2 separate regions of the Mus musculus genome follow, and region 1 is linked to region 2. The links are chromatin contacts, found by Hi-C or POLR2A ChIA-PET in ENCODE. All regions are on one chromosome and are shown on one strand. The core of a region is the stretch at or near the end of the contact, and the rest is flanking DNA. Distances in the headings are between cores, read along the strand shown.

Evidence for each region. A loop is a pair of places that touch in the nucleus more often than their neighbours do. ChIA-PET counts read pairs that join two places held with the same protein, here RNA polymerase II (POLR2A).
Region 1: a loop to region 2 is called in a map of left cerebral cortex, with 2.5 times the contacts of the local background. The contact joins the promoter of Rif1 here to the promoter of Tnfaip6 in region 2. A Hi-C loop is called at or near these places in 3 of 37 maps with a recorded cell type or tissue (heart and left cerebral cortex). POLR2A ChIA-PET finds 5 or more read pairs at or near these places in 4 of 5 experiments (Patski and embryonic stem cell).

The regions. Positions count from the first base shown.
Region 1 is chr2:52,070,638-52,074,729 of GRCm38, reverse strand. It overlaps Rif1 (replication timing regulatory factor 1), which reads right to left and starts at 1,893. Exons shown (of 36, transcript NM_001355415.1): 1 at 1,864-1,893; 2 at 1,477-1,593; 3 at 405-483. The coding sequence starts at 1,580.
Region 2 is chr2:52,035,681-52,039,664 of GRCm38, reverse strand. It overlaps Tnfaip6 (tumor necrosis factor alpha induced protein 6), which reads right to left and starts at 1,552. Exons shown (of 6, transcript NM_009398.2): 1 at 1,396-1,552. The coding sequence starts at 1,489.

The DNA of each region.
Region 1 (4,092 bases), core at 644-3,143, 35 kb before region 2:
GAACTGACAACCCTAGACACTTTAGACTTTAGGCAAATGAACCGATTTCCTAACCTGCAAAGTGGGGCTTTAAAGAGCAGACTTGGTCTATGGATGTAGCTTAGTGGTACATACATGAACTGAAGTGAGAGGACACATAAGGTAACTGAGAGCACCTGATGAACCATATATAATCACTTGAGATAATAATCTCATCAATATAACTGATGATATTTTGTATTCAGGGCATTAACAATGCACTGGATAATGATGCTCCATCCACAGTGAAAAACCATTTTATCAGAAAGCTAGTCAGAGTTGCTCCTGGAATCCCAGATTTGGAAGGCTAAGAAAAGATTTCAAAGGGCTCAGTCTAGTGGGTTCAGACTGAGGCAGTGCGAAGTCATTAAGAAAGGAACACAGACCTTTAAAACCGTGTACAGCCGAGAAAGGTTTTTCTCGATTTCTGCAATGACTTCTTTTCCTTCTTCTCCAGTCATACGACTTTAAAGGAAATAGAACATAAGCTTAGTCGAAAGCATAAACAAACAAACAAAAAGTTATTGCCATCACTTTAAGGATTACTTTCAGGGCTGGAGAGATGATCCAGGGTAAGAACACAGAGAGGCTCTGGCAGAAGACTGGTGTTCAATCCCAGCACCCCTATCGTGGCTCACAACCACCTGTAACTCCAGTTCCAGAGCCATCCAACACCTGGAGCCGCAGGCACTCTAACTCGTAACTGGCTTTTTGTTTTAAGTTTTTAAAGACGACTTTCAAGCCCTTGGAATTAACCTCTTTCTTTAAAAAGTTTAAAGGTATAGAGAAAAAATGTTTTAAGTTAGACCACATATAAGCGGTAACTTGCCTCAAAGCTTTTTGGCCTCGAAAACGTATTTTTTCTTTTCTTTTTTTGTAATTTTTACATGAGAAAAGAAAGTGGGAATCCCTTTCCCTAATCATGTTTTCTAACTCAGAAAATACGAAAGTTTAACAAAATTCAGAAATTTTTCTAAAGCCTTTCAAATAAGTCAAAACGGGGTTCCTGGCTCTGCTTTTTTTTTTTTTTTTTTTAAGCCAATTCTGGGGCCGGTTTGCTGACTCGCGCACCTGTAATCTCAACCACTCCGGCAGAACCACAAGTTCGAGGCCGGGGTCGGGGGATGAGCACTGGAGCGAGCCTGAGCCAAAGACCCTAACTAAACCCACTAACTCCGGATCGCCAACTTTCCCACGGCGTCCGAGGTTCGCAGGGCAAAGCCCTGCTCTCCAAACGCCTCTCGACTCCAAACTTTTCTTTAAAGGCTTTCCCGTCTGCGGGCCAGACAAAAAAATACAGAACCGCTCGTCCCCGAAGAAGCCCTCGGACGCCGCCGCTGCGCCCCGCAACGTCACTCGGCAGGCAATGGCCCGGTGCACCCCGAACTACCCGCGTCCGCCGGGTCCCCACGGCTGCCCCGGCTCCCGCCCCGGGCTCGTCCCCCCGGCCCGCCTCACCTGGTCAGAGTTAGGTAGGCGTCCGTCTGCTCTCCCGGAGGCACCGAGGGGTCTTCCCAAGTCTCCAGAAGCGGCTCCAGGGGGCTGCGACCTGGGGCCGTCATGTCGGCCGCCACCCTGCAGCGAGGCCGGAAGACACCCAGTAACCGGTGGCACGGCCCGCGCGGCGCCCTCACCTGCACGCCGGGCCGCGCGCTCGCAGGCCGGCCTCCCGCCTGCCCGGCTCCCGCCGCCGCTTCCCAGGCAGCACGGCCGCGAGGGGGCAGAGGCGGCGCCGGCCGGGCCGAGCCGAGCCTCCCGCTCCTCACCCCCCACGCGGGAAGTCCGCTCCGCAGCTCGCCGCCCCGGGGCCCGCCGTCCGCTCCCGGCTCGCGCTTATTTACTCACGCGTGCAGCCCGCTCCTCCACGACCAAGATGGCGGCGGGGGGCGGGCCCAGCGGCGCGCGGGAGCCGGGCAGGCCTGGCGGGAGAGGCTCGAGCCAATCCAACGGGCGGTGGCGCGCCGGGCTGCTCGATGGCCTGCTGCCCGCCCCCGCCCCCGCCCCCGCCCCCGGAGCACCTCGGGGGGTGTGTATCGCCTCCAGCCCGGGGCTAGAGATGGGTGATGTAAATTAGTGCCCCACTCCACCTGACTCCAGCTACTTGCTCAGCCGACCAAGTTTGCAAAACTCCAGTGCTTCCCAAAGGAGCCCACAAAACCATTTGATTGAGAGTGAATGGCAGGCTGTTGGGCTTGTTTTGTTGTTGTTTGCTGCTGCTGCTGTTGTTGGGTTTTTGTTTTCTAGAGGTCCACTTGCTAAACCTAGCTCTCTGCCTCTAAGCCCCAGCCCAATGAGTAAGTCGGAGGTGCCTCAAAAGCCACGCATTCAAGCTTTGGTCTGTGACCTTAGGAAATTGACTTCATCTCAGCTTCTGAGAGTGGGGACTAGTGGCAGCACATTTCTTAGCGGGGGGGAGGGGGGGAGTGTTGCTAAAGGAGACCCATGGCGTGCATAACAAAGGCCTGGAAATGGGCGGTATTGATTTGCAGATTTCAAAATACCGCCCTTCAGCCTTGAGATTCCTCAGAGGCAACTGCCTAGAATTGGTTTACTTCCATTGGACCCCAGGTGTAGAGGGGTGACGGTGGCCCTGGGATACACAGGTGCGGCAGAAACGACAGTAAACCCTTAAACAACGTGGTAATCATTGAAATCGTTTCACGTGCCTCTCAGCACTCTCCACAACCCGCAAGATTGTTTCAACTTTAAGCACAGAAGGTCAGGGAAGCAGGACCTAGTGGCCCACGCCTTTACTCCCAACACTTAAACTGGCTAGGCAGACAGATAAAAGAGTTCCAGGACAATCAGAGCTACATAATGAAACCCTGTCTTTAAAAAAAAAAAAAAAAAAAAAAAGTAAAAATAACAACAAAGAATAATAGGGCCACCCAGAGCCAGGCTCTACTAGCGAATTTGCCTGGCACACTGAAGCCCTAGGTTCCAACCTCCAGTCTGCCGCTTGTTCTCAACAACCCACCAGCACCTAACTTTTCCCTGTGAGAAGCCCATATTTTAAATCCCCCTTTTCAAGAATTATGGGTCAGTTAAGCCCGGTAGTACACACCTGTTTCCCGGCACTCAGAAGGCTGAGGTAGAAGACAGCTCCGGTTCCAGCTCTCACTGACTTACAAAGCAGGCCCGTCACAAAAGTCAAAGCAAATATTGACAAGCCTTCAGCTTCATTCAGTGGGAGTGGGGAAATCCGTGGAATCTTTCCGTCCTTTACCCCACCACCACCCACATTCCTTCCATTGAGATTTAAATTCTCCTGACCCCGGGTGCTCAAACACAGAGATCCTCCAACCTCCCGCGTCTGGGGATTAAAGGTGTGCACCACCACACCCAGCTCTAGATCTCCTAAAATGACTTAAGTTTCTGCTGGTTGGTCCAAGGTACTGGGAGCAACAAGTGTTGCTTTTGTAAAATCGTTGAGCTCCACATGCAATTTTACTAGGCTAATGAGTTCTCTGCTCTTTGGTGTTTTCTATCTCATAGAAAAGGGTGAAAGATTAGAATCAAAACAAATTCCCTTACCCACACAGACTACCTGCAAAATTTCTAGAAAATTTAATCAACACAAATCTGTAATCCCAACACAAGTCTGAGGCAGTAGGATTGATGTGAGTTCCAGGACAACCTGGGCTACATAATGAGAACCAGGCCAGTCAGAGCTACATAGCCAGACTTTTTTTTTTCCCTCTTCAAAACGAGGCAGATGTGGTGCTGCATGCCTTTCATCCCAGCACTTAGAAGGAAGAAGCAGGAGGATCTCTGACTCTGAGATTAAAGCCAGCCTGATATACATAGGAAGTTTCCAGAGACTCAGAACTACATAGAAAGACTAATTTAAAAAATAAACAGGCAGCCGGGCGTGGTGGCGTACGCTTTTAATCCCAGCACTTGGGAGGCTGAAGCAGGCAGATTTCTAAATTCGAGGCCAGCCTGGTCTACAAAGTGAGTTCCAGGACAGCCAGGGCTATACAGAGAAACCCTGTCTCGAACAACCAAAAATAAATAAATAAGCAGGCTTGGTGTTACACACCTTTAGTCCCAGCACTCTGGAGGGAGAAACAG
Region 2 (3,984 bases), core at 303-2,802:
ACTAGTCAGTAATTCGTCCCAGATTGAAGCATTTGACAGGGTCTCAAGCCTCTGTGCTGTGCTCCTCACAAAGGCTGGGCTCGCTTCACTCCACCTTCAGGGCAGAACTGCTTTTTACTCAGGTTTACAGTTCTGTAGCATACACATTCAAAACATTACAAAAACAATGACTTCAAATCACCCCAACCCAGGAGAATTTGACAGCCTTTCAAGATCTCCCCACATGACTTCAATTCCTACCAGCTTTATGGTGTTTCCCCATTTCTGACGAATGTGTCTGTATTACCTCAGTTGGATTGCATGTACACGTCTACCAAATTTCAGAGCCCATCTTGACCAAATGGTCACACTGCGACTAGTTTCGGCTCAAGTTGGAAAAAGAGGCGGCAGGGCTGTGCATTTCAAATCCAGCTAATGAGATCCTCATGGCTGCAGTTTCTACCACAGAGAATACTGCTGAGAGGGAAAAATAGTCTACAGCCATGTGTTGCCTAGCAAGCAAAAAACCAAGATCTAGGTTGATTTTGCTTTGTCTGTTTTTTGTTTGTTTGTTTGTTTGTTTTGTTTATTCTGCACAAGAATAAGATGATCCCTCCAACAAGCAATCAAAAAAATTCTCTACTAAATACAATAATGAACAAAATGTAGCATCCAACTTAAATGATAAGGATTCAAGTGTTGTTCTGAGTGCTATAATGGGAATTCTGAGTTTTCTGTGTTAATATTCATTTGCTGGTCTTTTGTTCATCTTCAGCGTTTAGCCCAAGTCATTCCTTACACTTAACAAAAACAGCAAAAAGAACTTTCCCCATTTAACCAAAGGTCTAGGAACGTACTCCCATGACAGAAAGAGCCAAACCTGATGAACGTACTAAAAAGGACAAAGCATTTTCATCTTCTTTCCTGCACCAGCCACACTCGAGCCTTGTTAGAACAGTTGAAAGACAGAAAAGTTAAGCTGTACCCTGTAGCTCAGAGTCCACAGAGCTCAGAGATGCTGCAGGTCAGCCTGCATCATCTCACCTAAAACCTTACTGCCAGTGCAGTGGGAAAACAAAACAAAAACGTTATAGTAGTGTTTTAGTTCCATAAAGAAATACCCACCAGTCAGCGACCATATCTGCTTTGAAATCTTGAAATATATTTTTACAATGTTAGCACATCTTAACCTCTTTTTTGTTGTTGTTGAACAATATATTGTATAAAAGGATAGCCTTCAATTTTAAAAGAAAACTTTCTTTGTTTAATGGCATGCCAGTCACTGTCTCTCTAAAGTATTTTCTGTGAAAACACCAGCTTTGAACACACTAGAAAATTTCACTCCTTCCATTCAGTCCTCTATGATGTCAATGGATCGATATTCCCAACATGAAGCTCGCGAGTGAAGTTTCTTACCAAGCCATATGGAGTTATGAAAGATCCCGTTCTTGAATCCCCATCCGTGAGCCTCTTCCCACAGCAAGACGCATAAGCAAAGGAGGACGACCATCTCTTCGGTTGCAGAGCCGGTTACAATGTCGGGGCTGCCCACACGAAATTCTCAGAGCAGCGGCTGGAATGCGGCTGAAACATCTGGTTTCCACATCTTTTAAATAGTTTTTTTCGGCTGTGAGGTCAGCATGTATTCTCCAATGGCACTTTCCGTTGCGGAGTTACACAATTAGTTCAGTGTCTGAAGCAAGCCCTCTGACTCATTTGCATTGGCAACCAGAACGGAGGGCGGGGGATGAGCATCTACGTTTTAAAGTCTCTTTCTCAGAAACAAGTTCGTTTATTTCTGTCAGTCACCAGCACTTTTCAGTTAGAAAGTTTGTGGCGTTTGTTGCAGATTAAGAAGCGGTAAAAAAAAAAAAAAAAAAAAAGCCGAACTCCAGCGGAATTCTCTGAGAAATCCTGAAGGTCCTGTTTGAATTGTTAATTTGGGAGTCTGTGACTTGACCCTAATCTTCGTGGTCTTGAGTGTGATAGTATCGCTTTAGTTTTTGCTATACATTGCCAAATAAGTCTGTGAAGATTTATAACAAAGGTACAAAGGTGTATGTAGCTTGGCAAACCCAGCAAGACAGGACCCCCCCCCCCCGTAAATACACCAGTTTTGAGAAAAGGAACCCAGTTTGAGAGTCTTAGGACATTCTTGGACTATCTAAATATTTCGCTATGTTAACACAAGGCGTATTTTAAGTAGTTAGATACTAGCAGGTTTGAAGGACTCCTGCGGGGTGGGGGGTGGGGGGTGGGATGGCTAGACTCCTTACAGTCATAGCCTGCATGAAAATAGGCGGGAGCTCTTCACTACTGGTCAGAAGAATAGGATTTCGGTCATATTTCTGGTTCTGGGGGTAGACATGGCATCCTGAACTGCCTAGAAAGTCAGTCATTAATGGGTAACTAAGCCTGACTCTAGGAAATTTAAGATTACTATGTAGCAAGATTACTATGTAGCAAGAGGCTTGTCTGATACAGACCAGCCAGGCCCAATGGTACGGGACTGTAATTGCAGCAGGCCTGACCTACAAAACGGTCTCTTTCCAGAGATGCTTATGTGCCCACCCACTCAGCCTGTCCTCATGCCTGTCACTCTGGGCAACTTAATGAGACTGTCTCAGAATAAGAAAAGGAGACCGACTGTGGGAGAGGGAGAGGGGGAGGGGTACGGGGAGGGGGAGGGGGGAGACAGCTCAGCGGTAGAGCATGCCTATAACATGTGTAAGATCCTAGGTCCAATCATCAGTACCAGGCAGACACAAAGATATACCATACCATCCTCTTTCCTGTCAGAATCCACACAAACAGGCTCATCAATCATTTGAACACCACAAAGCCTCTCAGAAAAAACATCTGTTAAAAAAAAAAAAGCCAAAAAGCAAACAAAACAAAACAAAACAAAAGCCCCATGCGGATTGTGGTAGTAGTATCTCTGAACCTTTTGGCTATTGTGTACTATTTCTTTTGTTGTTGTTGTTTTCTTGGCGATAGGATCTCCGTCTATGTAGCCCCGGTTGTCCTAGAACTTGGCTATATAGATAAAGTTGGGCTCGAACTCCCAGAGGTCAACCTGCCTCTGCCTCTATCTCTGCCTCCTGAGTGCTGAGATTAAAGGTGTGTGCCACCGGGGCATCTGTGCCACCACAGCGGGCTCCCTCGCACCCTCAAGGGTGTGCTGTACTTGGTAGTGAGTTCTGCCTATTGTATACATGCTGGTGCTTCTCCTGAGTTCTTTTGCCATCGCTCACAAGTTGCGGAAAGAAGGCACCAGTCAAACATTCTGGTGACAGGTAGATGATGATGAAGTTAATGCAAGTATGGCCCAACTTTCCTAGATCCATTGAACTTGTTCGAAAATGATCAAAGTATGAGATGATCTGGGAAGGTCAGCATGCCTTCCAGCCCCCCAAATTCCCCTTCCCCACAAAAATGCAAGACGCTTAGGTGATGTGTCTGCTCACATCACACTGTTATAGAGGCATTTCCTGATGTTGGTTGATAGGCACTTTATGTAGCTTTCCTTTTTCTTGCTGCTCAGTCTTTGCTACTTAGCGTCTCTATTCCTATTTTAAAACATATTTTTAGATTTTGTGTGTGTGTTGCCTCATGAATGCCCATGCATAATGTGCATGAAGTGCCTAAAGAAGTCAGAAGAGAGCATCAAATTCCCTGGAACTTGGATGGCATATGGTTGTGGGCCATCTTGGTGCTGGGAACTAAACCTGGGTCCTCTGTAAGAGCAGTAAGTGGTCTTAACCACTGAGCCGTCTCTGTAGCTCCAGCTTCTCTACTCTCTCCCCTTCCTTCCTTCCTCCCTCCCTCCCTCCTTCCTTCCTTCCTTCCTTCCTTCCTTCCTTCCTTCCTTCCTTCCATTGTTTGTTTTTGTTTGTGACAGGGTATCTTTGTATCCTTGACTGTCATGAAACTCACTCTGTAGACCAGGCTGGCCTTGAACTCAGTGATCTGCCTGCATCTGCCTCCAGAGTGCTAGGATTAAAA